Linked DNA regions of Homo sapiens: region 1 is linked to region 2. A link is an interaction called in ENCODE POLR2A ChIA-PET data of the cell type or tissue named here. Cell type or tissue: A673. All regions are shown on one strand. Each heading gives the region's core, and the rest is flanking DNA. Links, peaks and the distances in the headings are about the cores only. Region 1 has its middle 54 kb from the start of NEUROD6. Region 2 has its middle 6.0 kb from the start of NEUROD6.

The links. ChIA-PET counts read pairs that join two places held together with the same protein. Peaks named below come from ENCODE experiments on the same cell type or tissue, not always from the same donor. Only the 100,000 strongest peaks of a DNase experiment are listed, where the experiment ranks them.
Region 1: POLR2A ChIA-PET joins it to region 2 with 6 read pairs; 2 of 35 experiments call an interaction of 5 or more read pairs at or near these places.

Annotation. Positions count from the first base shown.
Region 1 is chr7:31,285,238-31,288,160 of GRCh38, forward strand. No RefSeq gene overlaps it. Among named protein-coding and RNA genes, the nearest start is that of NEUROD6, 54 kb to the right of the region's middle. In A673, for the core only: no CTCF peak of the experiment used is centred there; no DNase peak of the experiment used is centred there.
Region 2 is chr7:31,345,306-31,348,228 of GRCh38, forward strand. No RefSeq gene overlaps it. Among named protein-coding and RNA genes, the nearest start is that of NEUROD6, 6.0 kb to the left of the region's middle. In A673, for the core only: no CTCF peak of the experiment used is centred there; no DNase peak of the experiment used is centred there; H3K27ac peaks cover 854 bases.

The sequences.
Region 1 (2,923 bases), core at 235-2,734, 60 kb before region 2:
TATTTGGAATCAGACATACCTGGTTTCTAACACCCAGATTAAGGAATTAAATCTATGCAGAAAACACCAGTAACTGCCAATATTCTGACACATTAGCTCTGTGTGCCTGGCATATACTCCCTGAGCCTCAATTTTCTTATTTGAAAACATTGAAAAATATTTATTTTTTGCAATATTGTTGTGGGGAGCCATGAGATAGTATGTGACTAGGTCTAGCACAGGACCTGACAATATTCAAAAATTTAGTTGCAGTTTTTCTCTTCAGATTATTTAAGGAATATAATCTTATTATAGAAAATTGAAAAAAAAGTAGACAAAAATTACTATTGTCATACCACACACTGTTTTTCTTTCCTATCATGGTTGTTTGTAGTTGAGGTATTGTTCAATATAAAATTTTACATTTTGCTTTATTTCAATTTACTTTATAGCACCAGTATTTTCTCATGTTATGACATGCTCTTCATAAACAACAGTTTTAGTGCCTTTGTACCATTTCCCTATTGTTGGATAGGCGATTTCCAATGTTTTGTATTGTAGACAGTGGCATGATAAATCCCTTTGTTTCTAACTTTTGTATTTCTGATTATTCTCTCAGAATAGATGATATTTGTCCCATCTGTTGTTTCATGTTTCTACCTTTTCTGCCTTTTTTGCATTAATGATTTTTTTTATGATTCCATTTTGTTTCCTTTACTGGCTCACTTGTTATAACCTGTTTTTTTTTAGTGAATGTTTTGGTGTCTGTGGTATACATCTCATACTTATCACAGTCTACCTTCGTTAAGTTTAGAACTGCATGTATAGTAGGACTTTAAAATAGTATTTTTCCCTCCCTCCATCCTGGCCTATGTGTTATTTTTGTCCTATACTTTTCCTCTATGTATGTTACAAACACCACAATACACATTTTAATTTTTGTTTTAAATAATCAGTTCTCTTTTAAAGGTATTTTAAAAGTAACAAAAACGTGTTTTCTATTTAATCACATATTTACTATTTCTGTTACTCTTCATTCCTTTGTGTAGCATCAGATATTTATCTGGTATCATTGCTCATTTTTCATCAGCCCAAAGGACTTCCTTTAACATTTTTTTGTGGTGCATATCTGCTGGCGATGCGTTCTTTCACCTTTTGTATGTCTGCAAAAGTATGTATTTAGCCTTCCCTTTTGAAAGTTTTTTTGCTGGGATAAGAATTCCAGGTTGATGGGTTTTTTCCCTTTTCTTTCAGTAGTTAAATATGTTGCTCCACTGACTTCTGGCTTGGATGGTTTCTGATAAGAAGTTCATTGTAATTCTTATCTTTATTCCTCTCCATGATGTGAATTTTTTCCTTGGGTTACTTTTTAGATTTCTCTTTATCACTGGTTTTAAGCAATTTTTATTTTTATTTTTATTTTTTGAGACAGGGTTTTGCTCTGTTGTCCAGGCTGAAGTGCAGTGGCATGATCTCGGCTCACTGCCACCTCTGTCTCCTGGGTTCAAGTGATTCTTCTGCCTCAGCCTCCCAAGTAGCTGGGACTACAGGCGTGTGCCACCACACCTGGTTAATTTTTGTATTTTTGGTAGAGATGGGGTTTTACCATGTTGGCCAGGCTAGTCTCGAACTCCTGACCTCAAGTGATCCATCCACCTCGGCCTCCCAAAGTGCTGGGATTACAGGCATGAGCCACCACGCCTGGCCAGTAATTTAAATATGTTACTTGATGTAGTTTTCTTCAGGTTGTGTCTGGAGTTTGATGAACATGAACCTGTGGGTTTGTAGTTTTCATCAAATTTAGAAAATTTTCAGCCAGCACTACTTCAAATATTTTTTTCAGATCCCTAGTCCTAACCTCTGGAGACATCAGTTACATGTACATTAGGCTATTTCAAGTTGTCTCACACACATTGATTCTGTTCATTTCTTTTAGTCTTTTTCATACTGTATTTCATTTTGGATAATTTCTATTGCTGTGTCTTCATATTCATGAATCTTTTATATTGTCTGAACTGCTATAATCTCATTCTATGTAATTTTCATCTTAGACATTGTAGTTTTCATCTCTAAAAGTTCTATTTGGGTCTTTATATCTTATATGTCTCTACTTAACATGCTCAATCTTTCCTTTCTGTATGGAATATAGTTATAATAATTATTTTAAAGTTATTATCTACTCTTATCATCTATGACATATTTAAGTCTCTGTTGATTAATTTTCTCCTCATTATGAGCCATATTTTTCTGCTTCTTTGCATGGCTAGTAATTGTTACTGGATGCCAGACATTGTGGCTTTTATCTTGGTGAGTGGTAGATGTTCTTGTGTTTTCATAAATATTCTTAAACTCTGTTCTGGGATGCAGTTAAGTTACTTGGAAACCATTTTATTCTTTAAAATCTTGATTTTAAGCTTTGTTAGGTGGGATCAGGGCAGTATTTAATCTAGGGCTATTTTTCTTCCCACTGCTAAGACGATAGCCTTCAGAGTACTCCATGCAATGCCCCATGAATGACATGACATGGTTTTTCATTTTGTTGTTGGGAACATGAATTATTCCAAGTCCTCCATTAGTTTTATTTTACTTTATTTTATTTGTGGGACACCTTTTTTTGGTTAATTGAGCAACTATTATGTGCCAGTTCCCCTGCTATGTAATGTTGATTCTTTCTGATTTGCACAAAAACTCTCTGATGTCAGTGGTATTATATATCCATTTTTCTGATGAAGAAACAGGTTCAGAGAGCATAAATGATTTGCCTAAGATCACACAGCTAGGAAATAGTGGTGCTGAGTTTCAAATCTGTTAGTTTTGAGAAGTGTTCACTCTAATCCTTTCAGATGGTTCTTTCCCCAACCTTGGGCAGTTTCTTCACATATGTGCTGATCGCCATGCAGCTGAAGACCAACCAAGGTTTCTTTGCAGTTCTTCATAGCTGTCT
Region 2 (2,923 bases), core at 287-2,786:
TTTTTCTCTCACATCCCACAATCAATATGTCAGCAAATCCTCTCAGTTCTATGTTAAAATTACACCCAGACTCTGAGCACTTTTTAGCAATTGCCCTACTCCTACTCTGGCGGCCGAGAACACCATCACCTTTCACCTGGCCTAGATGGCATCTGGGCTTTCACTCTTGGCCCCTTACATCCCATATAGGACTCTCAATTCAGTAGCCAGAGACATCTGATTAGAACATAAATCAGACTGTGTTCTCCTGTACTCAGAACTCTCCAGTACTTCTCCTCTCCCTCAGAGCAGAGGCCAAGTCCTGGCAGAGGCCCAGAGGTTTCTCCTGGCTTCTGCGATTCCATCTTCTGCTTTCCCCTGAACTCACTCATCTCCAGTGACACTGGCTGCTGGCGATTCCTTGAACACTCAGGCACCGTCCCACCTTAGGGTCGTGGCACTGAATTTCCACCTGGCATTTTCTTTTTGCAAATCCCCGTGGCTTATTCTCATACCTTTCAAGTCTCTGTCCACATGGCCCCTCTCAGTGAGGCCTCCCCTGGCCCTCCTAATTTATACTGTGGCCCTGCACCCACTAATTCCTCCCTATCCATTTTCTTCCTGTTTTACTTTTCTCTGTAGTACTTATCACTTTCTAACACAATACATTGCTGATTTCCAGTGTGTATTAATCTACATTTCTAATGCCTGCCCATGAAAGCCAGGAAGTACATACTTGTTGAACGAAGAAATGTGTACCAGGCACTGGGTTAGTGATGGCCATTCAGCAGTGTGTACAGCAGCTGTACAAGGCTGTGGGGGAGTTTGCAGTCTAGTAGGGGAGACAGACAATGAACAGGTAAACACATGCATGTGGAACGTACACATCAGAGGCTACAGAGAAAAATGGGAGGACCTATTTGATTAAAGCACTGAGGAGCCCTTTCTGAGTCGTCCTTTAAGCTGAGACGAGCAGGTGGAGCAGCAGAGGCAGGAGCTCGTGCTGTTTCTTCTGGTCTGGGAAGACTAGGAGCAGCGCCGTGACAGTAAGCCCTGGATCGTCCATGGGTGCCTGGGTCGTGGTAAAGCATTTCGAATATATTCCAAAGGAAGCCTTTGGAGAGCCTGAGGCAATTTAAGGTTGGAAACATTTTCTTTAGCTGGCTCCAAGGAGAAGATTTGGAGAGGGCAAAAGAAGAAACAGGGAGAGAACAGACAGGGCTCAGGACACACTACCCCAAAATTTGGCATATTGAAGCTGAAGGAATTTGAGAAAGCCTTAGAAGCAGGAAGATCTCTCAGACTTTCCCCACTTCTCCCTTGAAGCAGATGATAAAATATAGGAAGGATTTTCTTTTCTATTTATTCCTTCCTTTAGAGACAGTGTCTTACTGTGTTGCCCAGGCTGGTCTCAAGCTCCTTGCCTCAGGTGATCCTCGTGCCTTGGCCTCCCAAAGTGCTGGGATTGCAGGTGTGAACCACTACACCTGGACCAAGAAGGATTTTCTGACCTTCCCCTGAAGCAGGTCAGAAGACCTGCATGTGAGAGGTGCCCTCCCTACACCCAGATGAAAGGAATCCCTTGTCTTTGAAGACATGGGAACACAGATTAGAATCTGAACAAACAGATCATGCTAAGTTTCCTCAGTTTATTACCATTAGATTACATTATTTGTCACATCATATTTCTTCTTGACTCTTCTTTTTTATCAAATCCAGTATAAAAACACTCAAGTTTAACTCTTTGTTTGGGTTGTCATTTCTTTATGAAGGCTCCCATGTCATAGAAAACTTATTAAATAAATGTGTATGCTTTCCTCTGGTTAATCCGTCTTTTATTATAGGGACCTCATCCATGAACCTAGGATGGGTAAGAAAAGAGATATTTCTCCTCCTCCACAGAAATTACAAAGCCTGTGAGAGTAGACAGAGCTGGAGGGGATGACTGTGGCCCCAGGTTGAGTGGGGGCAATGGAAAGGGAGAAAAAAGGAGGCATGGAAATATATTTTGGAGATGGAATCGATAGAATTTACTGATTGAATGGATGTAGATTACCTGTAGGAAAGTTATAAAACCTCTGGTCATGAGGATGATGATGATGACGATGAACAAAGTATTCATTCATACGCAGGGCACCGAGGATCAGGCTAAGGGCTGTATAAACATTAGCACATTTGTTCCTTGCAGTAAGGTAGATGTGAGTGTCCTCATTGCAGAGATAATGAACTTATGGCTCAGAGATATTAACTAATGTTCCTGGACTGCTCAGTTTTCAAGTGAGAGAATCATCATTTGGACCTAGGTCAGCCTGAATCCAAATCCTACCTTTTAAACTACTATACCTTGCTACCTTAAGAATTAAATGATCAATGTCAATGGACTGCCTAGGACTGCCTCTGGTATAAAATAAATACTGAATTAATAACATTAGATGAAGTAGCAAAACTTGACCGTGAATCTATTTACAAAGTGAATAATTATCTTACCAATGTATCTGGTGACTTAAGAAGAGTCACCAGATATATTACACTTTTCGATGCTTTTCTTTTTTGGATCAATGTGTATAGGTAGTTGTAGACTGTTATATATGGTGAAATCATATAACAATAATTACAATTGTCATGACAACAGCTCTTTTTTTTTTTTTTTTTTTTTGAGATGGAGTCTTTCTGTGTCACCCAGGCTGGAGTGCAGTGGCATGATCTCGGCTCATTGCAACCTCCATTTCCCAGGTTCAAGTGATTCTCCTGCTTCAGCCTCCTGAATAGCTGGGATTACAGGCATGCGCCACCACGCCCAGCTAATTTTTGTAATTTTTAGTAAAGACAGGGTTTCACCATGTTGGTCAGGTTGGTCTCGAACTCCTGACCTCATGATCTGCCTGCCTTGGCCTTCCAAAGTGCTGGGATTACAGGAGTGAGCCACCGTGCCCGGCTGACAACA